Linked DNA regions of Homo sapiens: region 1 is linked to region 2. The links are chromatin contacts, found by Hi-C or POLR2A ChIA-PET in ENCODE. All regions are on one chromosome and are shown on one strand. The core of a region is the stretch at or near the end of the contact, and the rest is flanking DNA. Distances in the headings are between cores, read along the strand shown. Region 1 overlaps CDK5RAP2 (CDK5 regulatory subunit associated protein 2). Region 2 has its middle 20 kb from the start of MIR147A.

Region 1 (5,059 bases), core at 756-3,255, 210 kb before region 2:
TTCTTGCTGATTAGATTCAGTTTATGCATCTTTGGCAGGAATATCACAGTAGCGATGCTATGTTCTTCTCATTGTGTCCTGTCTGATGGTACACAGTTGGATTTGCCCCATTACTGGCCATGCTAACTTTGATAACTTTATCAAGATAGTGTCTGCCAGGTGTCTTGACTGTCTAGTTATGCTTTTTTCCCTTTGTATTTAATAAGTATTTTGGGGGAGGTGTTTTGAGTCTATGTAAACATCTTGACTTTTACCTACTAGTTTTAGCATCCTTTTGTGTTTCTTGGCTGAATTATTTATTACTGTGATGGTTGGCGAAGGGTGATTTTTCTAATTCCATTATTCTTTTTACATTTATTAGTCATCATCATTTTTCTATAAAGAAAAACCTACTCTTTTTCCCTCCTATTCATATCAATATGGATTTATGAATTCCTGTTTTATTTGGTGGGTTATAATCTGTTACTATCAGTTATTATCAGTGGGTTATAAACCATTACTCATTATTTCAATGCTCAAATCATCCCAGATTTGGCTTGTGGGAGCCTTTCCAAACTGGGTCTGTGTGTCCTTTTGACAACATTCCATCATTATTTAAGCATTTCTTTAAAAATTTTTTCAGCTTTGAGTTATAATTGACAAATTAAAATTGCATGTATTTAAGGTACACTAGATATTTGGATATATATATACATTGTGAAATGATCACCATAATCAAATTAATTGGCATATCGATCATCTCACATTGTTACCTTTTTTTGTGTGATGAAAAAACCTAAAATCTACCCTCCTGGCACATTTCAAGTGTAAAATACAGTATTTTTTGTTTGTTTGTTTGTTATTTCAGGGTCTTGCTCTGTTGCCCAGGCTTCAGTGCAGTGGTATGATCCTAGCTCATTGCAGTCTCAAACTTCTGGGCTCAAGGGATCCTCCTGTCTTAGCCTCCCAAATAGCTGGGACTATAGGTGCATGCCACCATATCCAGCGAATGTTTTTATCTTTTACTTTTTTGTAGAGGCGGGGGTCTCACTATGTTGCCCAGGCTGGTCTTGAACTCCGGGCCTCAAGTGATTTTCCCGCCTTGGCCTCCCACAGAGCTGGGATTATAGGTGTGAGCCGCTGTGCCTGGCCAGGGTATTGTTACATATAGTCATCATGCTGTATATTACATCTCTGGAATTTATTCATCTTGCGTAACTAAAACTTTGTTCCCTTTCACCAACATCTCCCATATCCTCATCCCTCCAGCCCCTGGCAACCACTGTTCTATAAGCACTTCCTCATTTTTTGGCACAATAAAATGCTATACACATATCTTTTATTGTTCCTGATTTTCCTTGTCCTAATACGGGAATCAGCCATTTCTCCAGGTATCCCTGGTTCCTTACAGTATGCAATTTATCTTTCATCTGCTCTGTAACTCCATAAGGCAGTGGTAATTGTCCACCAGTTTTACAGGTGAGAATACCAAGGCTCCTAGTAAGTAACTTCCCAGAGTCTCAGAACTGGTAGGTGGCAGAACCAAATTTTGAACATTAAAAAATTTCACATTTGTGAATGTGAATTCATAAAATGACATCCACATTTCATAAATGAGGAGACTGAAGCTCATAGAGTTTTGTTAAGCTACTTACCCAAGATCATACCTCCAGTAAGTGGCAGAGATCCAACTCAGATTTCTTCATCATCACTGTGTTCTGGATGCCTCCCAAGAATACCTCAGTTGACCTCTTCTACTTGACTGTAACTAAATCCCTAGTCCCCAGTACTTGCCAGGTTTTGGTTTGTGAATTTCTCTTCTTTGGAGCAACAGTGAATATGGAAAGATATTTTTTTTGTAGTGTTTTAAAAACGATGAACAGCAGCTCTGAGGGATGACAGACTCATGATGGGCTAATCCCATAGCTGGTGCGTCTTCCTAGCAGCTGTTGGAAGCAGTATTGGAAGCTCAGCTCTCTGCTTTGTTCTGGGATGAGTGATGGGCAGTCATTCCCCACTCCTCCTGAAGGTGGTGCTCTCTGACTGTGGCCTGAGCCAGAGCCAGGCACAGGGCCTCTCTCACCTTCGTTTGATTTTAAAAACTGGGACTAGCTACATATGTTTGCATAATATAAGGATGTACTCTTTCAAAATTCTTTCCTTAATGTCAAATGCCCATTGTCATTTCCAGGAAAAGAAACAATCATCAGACTATGAAGAGCTGATTCAGGTCTTAAAGAAAGAGCAGGACATCTATACCCATCTGGTCAAATCTCTGCAGGAATCAGACAGGTAAGCGTTTCTGTCTGGACATCACACATGTGAATGCGAACACACACACATGCACGCGCATACACGCACACACCCTTTCAATCAGTGCTGATCTCTAAGGCAGCAAAGCCCTGCCAGTTTGCTTATGGAGCTTATAAAGCTTGGGTGGCGACTGCCCTATTTGATAGTCACATATACCTGTTTTCTATCAAGAATTGTCTGATTTTTGGCAACAAAATTGATTACTCAGGTTTTAAAATCATGATTACTCAGGTTTTAAAAATACTTTATTATATATTTAGAAAGTGCTTCTATGTGTATTATCTCATATGATCCTCACAGCCTTTCTGTGAAGTAATAATAATGCTATCCCTGTGTTTTCTATAAGGTCATGAAAACTAAGATAGGGTAAGTGACTTGCTCAAAGTCACACAGATGTCAAGTGACAGAACCCTGGGACTCAAGCAAGTCTCCCTATCTCTGCAGAATTGCTGAAATGAGTTGCTGCCAGCAAGGTGTGGTGGGGAGAGCCAACTCTAGGATAGAGGCCTTGTTCTAGCCCTGACTCTCCCACTTTCTAGCTCTGTGTCCACAGGCAAGTGCTGCTCTGGGCCTCTGTCCATGTGTCTGTACACACAGGGTTGGCCTCAGGGACTTCTCAGAATTGAGAAGTCCTTTTTTTTTTTTTTTTTGAGATGGAGTCTTGCTCTGTTGCCCAGGCTGGAGTGCAGTGGCAGGATCTCGGCTCACTGCAACCTCCGCCTCCCGGGTTCAAGCGATTCTCCTGCCTCAGCCTCCCAAGTAGTTGGGACTACAGGCACATACCACCACGCCCGGCTAATTTTTTGCATTTTTAGTAGAGATGGTGTTTCACCATGTTAGCCAGGATGGTCTTGATCTCCTGACCTCAGGATCCACCCACCTCCGCCTCCCAAAGTGCTGGGATTACAAGTGTTGGTCACCTCTCTCTACACAGTGGGATGGGTACAGCTGAAAGGATATGATGTCTGGGATTCATTTCCAAACAGTGCAGAAGCTGAGGACGTGGGTGGGAATATCAAAAGAACAAGATTGGCCCTGGCTCTCTGATTGTTGGGGCTGGGGTATGTGTAGATGGGGGAGAGGTTCATTACAGTAGTTTTTTTTTTTTCCTTTTGTATATGTCTAAAATTTTCTATAATGAAAAGTTAAAAAAGAATCACCCCTCATTTCTCCCTCTCATATGTCCTCTGCTCTTACCATAGTGAGCTCTTTATCGTTCCCTGGGCTGTGTGTTCCTGCCTGTACCTTCACCTGTGTTTCCTACCCTTCTATTCCCAACCTTTCCCCTACTTTGTCTCCTCCCAGTCCTTTAGAATTTAGCTTGAATGTTACATTTGTCAGGCAGCCCAGCTAATCCCCAAAACAGTTGCCTCTCTGTGTTTCTGCCCTGCGTGGGGAGGTCACCTTCTGTAGCCGTCTGTGCCTGCTCTGCCTCCTCACCTGTGTTGGAGCTCCCTCAGGGCAGGGGTCCCACCTTACTGTCTCTGCTCCCCAGGGCCTGGTACAGAGTAGGCATTTGGGAAATGTTCTGTGCAGGAATGCCCCTCCCTGCCATGTTGATCTTCTAAATTATGAGATAATTTCCAGATTTTTTCATAGGAAATGAGTTTAGGGAAAATGAAAACATGCTGCTGAAATTCTGGGAGTAGGCGTCACTCTCTGAAAGTGAGTTTTTTCAAGAAACCTCAGCTGCTGGTCATTTTCACTTGGCAAGTGGTGTTGGGGGAGGTGGGCGGTGGGAGCGAGCAGTGGGGGGCACTGGGGGTTGAGTCGTGTGGAAACTCACAGAGGGAGTGGACACATTTCATTTCAATTGCGCAGCTTCTCTGGGTAGGAGCCAGGTTGATTCTGGGTACTGAGAGGCCTTGTGGGTGGATATGGTTGCTCCTGAGTCTTCTCAGCTTCATGAGGGGCTCCCAAGTTTCACAGGCTCTTTCTTAATGAATGAAAACTTGGATGGGACTGAGGCGGGTCAGGGCTAACTCGGACTAACAAAGACTAACCGGGACTAACAAGGTTTCTTAAAAGGCTTCCTGTTCATCTTCAGACTTGTAATACATTCAGTGGGAGACAGACCTAGGTCCACATCTCAGCTCTGCCACTCAGCAGCCCTGAGCTCTTGGGTAAGTAATTTCTCACCCTGAGCCTCAGTGTGTTTGTGAAATTGAGATTGGCTGGTCTGCCTACTTACCTACCTACTTAGATGTCTACCTGCTTTACAGGGTTGTGTTGAAACTAGAGAGGACACTGTGTAAAGACCTAATACTTCCTGGCATGTAGTAAGCACTCAGTAAATGGTAAGATTTCTTAAGAATAATGACAGCATGAAAAGCTTACATATGTCTCAATATTTCATCATGCATAAACTTAGTTTACAGGAGGTTTTTGAATCCTCAGACCTTGGCATATCCAGAGGGCAGAATGTGGGCTAAGGAAGGTAGAGCTCTCTTCTGTAACTCCAGCACTGTTCACTCTGGAAATTGACAGGAAAGGTGGATGACCCTGAAGACAGATGATGTACTGTGATTAAAACTGGAAAGGGAAGTCAAGAAGGGAGGAAACTCATTGTGAGCAAGAATGTGGCTGATCCTTTCACTTTTACTATTTATTCTTCACAGCAGCACTTAGAAGTTGGTGGATGATCCCCAAATTACAGAAGTGGAAATGTGCATTCTAAGACACCCGGTGTTCCGCAGTGAAGGATTATCAGTGCTTAGGTCGTCTTGGCTCCCAACCCAGGTTCTTGCTGATACACTCCCCATCTTGA
Region 2 (5,035 bases), core at 391-2,890:
ATTCTTTAGTGGAGATTCGTGAGAACCTGGTGCACCCATCACCTGAATAGTATATACTGCACCATATTTGTTGTCTTTTATCCTTTGCCTCCTTGCATTCTTCCACCCAAGTCCCCAAAGTCCATTGTATCATTCTTATGCCTTTGTGTCCTCATAGCTTAGCTTCCATATATCAGCACACGCATATTTATAGCAGCACAATTCACAATAGCAAAATTGTGGAACCAAACCAGCCCATCAATCAATGAGTGGATAAAGAAACTCTGGTATGTAGATACAATGGAATACTACTTAGCCATAAAAAGGAATGAATTAACAGCATTTCCAATGACTCAGATGAGATTAGAGACTATTATTCTAAGTGAAGTAACTCAGGAATGGAAACCCTTACTATGCAACCTTGAGAAGGCAATTTAACCTCTCTGGGCAGCAGTTCCCACATCTATAAAATGGGGGTGATAACACTGCCTCACAGAGTTAGATGGAAATGAGGAAGATCTTGGCCCAGCACATGGCAGGTACCCAATCAAAGCAACTCCCTTTCTACTTTGTACCTTAATACTTATATGCAGGTCTTTCTACCATAGGCAGTAGCAGTCTGAAGGTGGAGACTGCGTCTGATCCATTTACGCATCCTTCTGATGCTGGTATGCCACAATCATTCTGAGAATATTTACTGAATGGAAGAGCTGAACCTAGAGGAACAAGATTCAGCATTTTGGTGGTGCAGAGATGTGATTTCACCTGAGGTGAAATCACATATCCAGGGCATTGGAGCTAGGCAATGCCTGATGGTTAGAAATGTGGGCTTTGACTAAACAGACGGGTTTAGATCCTAACTTTGCTGCTTGGTTACTATGCAACTTATCTGAGCCTCAGTTTCTTCATTTGTTAAATGGAGTTAATAATAATGATAATAGCTAACAACTAATGAATGCTTCTATGTGCATAGACTGTGTTTTAAGCATTTAAATGTCTTATATTGATTCATTTTATCCTCATAACTCCATGAAACAGGCAATAGCATCATGCTCACTTTATGGATAAGAAACAGAGTGTGTGGTGTGGTGGCTCACACCTGTAATCTCAGCACTTTGGGAGGCCGAGGTGGATGTATCACCTGAGGTCAGGAGTTTGAGACCAGCCTGGCCAACATGGCGAAACCCCATCTCTACTAAAAATACAAAAATTAGCTGGGCGTGGTGGCAGGCGCTTGTAATCTCAGTTACTCGGGAAGCTGAGGCAGGAGAATTACTTGAACCAGGAAGGTGGAGGTTGCAGTGAGCTGAGATTGTGCCACTGCACTCCAGACTGGGTGACAAGAGTGAAACTCCGTCTCAAAAAAAAAAAACAAAAAAAAAAAGAGGGTGTGGCTCCTACAGCCTAGATTTGGTGAGGATTAAAGGAGATACCCTGCATAAAGTTCTCAGCAAGGTGCCTCCCACGTAGTGAATGCTCAGCAGGAATGTAGCTATTGTTACTGCTGTTATCCTGGGTTCCACATAGCTCTCCTTGAGCCTTTGCCAGGTCCAGCCAGAGTTATTGGAGTAGACTGACAACCCTTCTCTCGGCTTGGCGTCCCATGTCTGATGATGAAACGTGCTTAATAATAGAGCTATCGTTGACCTTCTCCCTGGGTGTTGATGCCGTTTCCCCAGGCAGCTGAGGGAGAGTGTGTAAGCCTACACAGCTGCTATTCTTGGCATCAGTGCTGCCTCTTAGGGAAATGGCTTTTCTGACACACCTTTTTCTGTTCTCTCCAGAAGCTTGTGTTTCCTTTGAGCAGAAACCCCTGTTCAAATGGCAAAACAGCTCCTTTTTTAAAAGGACAAAGTCATGTAGGAACACAGCCATGACATTTTTCAATTTTGTGAGCTTTTAGCATGTCTGGTGGAAATAGTGGGAGATAAATCTGGAGAGGTCAGCAGGGCCAAGATTCATCTAGCATCCATCCTTCATCTAATCTTCTATTTATTCAGTGAAACATCTAATTGTCCATCCATCCACCCATCTATCCATCCATACATGAATCCATGCATCCATGCCTCCATTCATCCATCTGTTCATTCATCCTTTCCTCCATTTTCCATCCATCCATCCATCCATCCATCAGTTCATTCATCCTTCTCTCCATTTTCCTTCCTTCCTTCCATCCATCCATGCATCCATCCATCCAAGATATTTTTTGAGCATACACTATATGCCAGACATTGCCACATATGCTCAGTGTTCATCACATATGCCTGATGAAGGTGATAAGTCTGGGGTACCGGAATGTAGAGATCCCTGAAGGCTTCCTGAAAGAAGCAGCATTTGATCTGGGCTAGGACGATTGTCGATACAGTGGGGCTATTGGAGCTTATGGCTTAATAAGTGAGGTAGAATGCATGTAAATGCTGATACATTTGAGTGTGTAATTACCAATGAGATACGTGCTCTTAAGGAAAGGAGCCTGTCTTTATGAGACTCTGAACTAGAGGGTGAGTGGCAGAGGAGTGGTGGCTAGGGGAGGCCTAAGAGATCTGTATTTTCAAAAAAGTCCCTGACAATTTTTGTGGTCACACATGTTTAGGATCCATGGCTGTAGGTCTATGCTTACCAGTTAGTAAGTTGTGAATGGCTTGTCACGGTGCTGAGATTCCACACCCCTCCAGCATGGGGTTGACCAATGGGACCTTCAGGGTTGGCTACTTGTAGCAGTGAGGAGCTCAACTGTTTTCTCCAGTGTGCTGGACAAATGCTGCCATTTTCAATGTGAAAATGTGAAGTGATGCAGCTGGAAGCATGGCTATGGCAGCATGAAGCCATCAGAGGTTGTTAAGCAGGGCCATGTCTTGGTCATTTGTGCCTTCTATTAATAGAAAGTTCTGAGGCCACAATGTGCAACAGGTGCTGGTGGAAGAGGGACCAGTAGGAAAGGAGGGCTGTGAGGAGGCCAGGGTATAATCCCTGGGATACATGGGGAGGCCTGAGCTCCATCCACTGTGGCCATGGTAGGGGCTGGATAGAAGAGGATGAGTCAAGACACATGTGATGTTCTCACTTCTAAGTGGGAGCTAAGCTATGGGCATGCAAAGGCATACAGAATGGTATAATGGACATTGGACACTCAGAATAGGGGAGGATACGAGGTGGGCAAGGGATAAAAAAATCACCTCTTGGGTACAATGTACACTCTTTGGGTGACAGGTATACTAAAAGCCCGGATTTCAACATTGTACAATTTATCCATGGAACCAAGAACCACTTATACCCCTAAAGCTATGGAAAAAAAAAACACACGTGGGAGGAAGAATACACAGGGTGAGTGGGGAGAGTGAGGGCTGCTGCCCAACTTTCTGGCTGGGCTGATGGGGGATTCATTTACTGAGATGGGGACGCAGGAGAAGCTGGGCTGGGGGTGGGGATAGGAAAAAATTTCAGTTTTGGATGCAATAAGGACTTTTAAATAGTCCAGATTGCATGTCTGTGATGGTCCTTTGATTACAGTCAGGGGCCCCTGAGCGTGGGCCATTCAAATGGACATTATTCCTGAATCAAAACTTTTGCCATCTGCTCGTCCCCAAAATGTGAAAGCGGAGGGAACTTATTTCCTGATGAGACTGGTGAGGAGGAAGAGAAATGCTCTTTAAATGCACGCAGGACATATGTTCTTCATTCAATATCACATTTGTCTGGAGTGCTCTGCTTATTCCTGGGGGACATGGGGAAGCAGGGAAGAGGAAGGAAGAAATTAGAAGGGGAGGCTGTGTTCCAGAAGAGGGGAGCAGACTTCAGGGCCTAGGAGAGGTCCTCCTGGTCGCCTCTGCCTCTCCAGATTTAGTTTGTCTTCATAGCCCAAATCAAGTGTTGCTTCTTCCGGGAAGATTTTATGGTTTTCTTCTTCATCTGGGCACTGAGCACAAATAGCCAAATAGTGATTTAACTTTTCACCAGTGTCTCAAATTGTGGTCTGCCTGCTAAGAAATTGGGTCTGGAGTAGTGGTTCTCAAACTTGGCTCCATGTTGGAATTGCCTAGGGAGCTTTAAAAAATAGTGATACCTCTTCCACCCCGAAGATTCTGATGTAATTTGTTCGGGGTGCTGCCTGGGCATCAGGAATTTTCACAGCTCCCCAGATGACACTAATGTGTAGCCAGGTAAAACTTAATAGCTGATTAATTCCCTTCCACCCAGATATGTGGATGTGCTTTTCTTTTAAGCATTTTTAGAAGGCAAAAGCGGCAATTCCACCCAACTATCATTCAAATAAAAGGGAGCTTACTGCTGTTAGCCAAGAAGATGCCTGTTGTGGCAGGAATATTAAATGGCCAGCAGAGATGGATTCCAGGATAAGGAGGTTTTGGCCGCTGTTTGTGTCTCACCTTGCATAAGCCTGCACCTTGCTTTTGCTGTGCCATTTTTGAAGGGCAGCTTCCTTCTCTCAGAGCACAGCTGGCAGGGCACACTGGGGCTGGTGTTCAGATGGAGTCAAGACCTATACGCATGGGTTCTGAGAAGCAGCACAACATGTTGGTGAATTCAAACTGCCTGGGAAGCGTCCTGCTTCTGCTACTTAGCAGCTGTGTGACGTTGGGCAAATGATTTAACCTCTCTGTGCCTTAGTCTCACTATCAATAAAATGAGAAAGATAATAGCAGCTATCCCCCAATAGTGACTGTTATGAGGAAGAAATGACTTATATGAAAGTTGCTTAGAACAGCGCTAGGCAAAGATGAACTCTTTGCTCTCATCAGTGTGGCTGGAGATGTGAGTACTTACTTCCACCAGTTTCTTCTTCTTCTTCTTCCTCTTCCTCTTCCTTTTTTTTCTTTTTGAGACAGGGTCTCACTCTGTCACCTAGGCTGGAGTGCAGTGGCATGATCTTGGCTCACTGCAAGCTCCGCCTACTGGGTTCACGCCATTCTCCTGCCTTAGCCTCCCGAGTAGCTGGGACTACAGGCGCCCGCCACCATGCCCAGCTAATTTTTTGTATTTTTTAGTAGAGACTGGGTTTCACCATGTTAGCTAGGATGGTCTCAATCTCCTGCCTGAC

What was found. Hi-C counts contacts between places; a loop is a spot of excess contacts on that map. ChIA-PET counts read pairs that join two places held with the same protein, here RNA polymerase II (POLR2A). Pooled maps may share reads with other maps.
Region 1: a map of gastrocnemius medialis shows a loop between it and region 2 (6-fold over the local background). The contact joins two enhancer-like sites. A Hi-C loop is called at or near these places in 1 of 168 maps with a recorded cell type or tissue (gastrocnemius medialis) and 5 of 50 pooled maps. POLR2A ChIA-PET finds 5 or more read pairs at or near these places in 2 of 52 experiments (HEK293 and WTC11).

Annotation. Positions count from the first base shown.
Region 1 is chr9:120,474,562-120,479,620 of GRCh38, reverse strand. CDK5RAP2 (CDK5 regulatory subunit associated protein 2) reads left to right here. Exons shown (of 38, transcript NM_018249.6): 15 at 2,171-2,271. Among named protein-coding and RNA genes, the nearest start is that of CDK5RAP2, 100 kb to the left of the region's middle. Within about 2 kb of position 2,005, at least 7 of the 41 ENCODE cell types and tissues checked have a DNase peak (open chromatin) inside an H3K27ac peak, as active enhancers do; they include gastrocnemius medialis, where a contact is called at or near this core.
Region 2 is chr9:120,262,581-120,267,615 of GRCh38, reverse strand. No RefSeq gene overlaps it. Among named protein-coding and RNA genes, the nearest start is that of MIR147A, 20 kb to the right of the region's middle. Within about 2 kb of position 1,640, at least 3 of the 41 ENCODE cell types and tissues checked have a DNase peak (open chromatin) inside an H3K27ac peak, as active enhancers do; they include gastrocnemius medialis, where a contact is called at or near this core.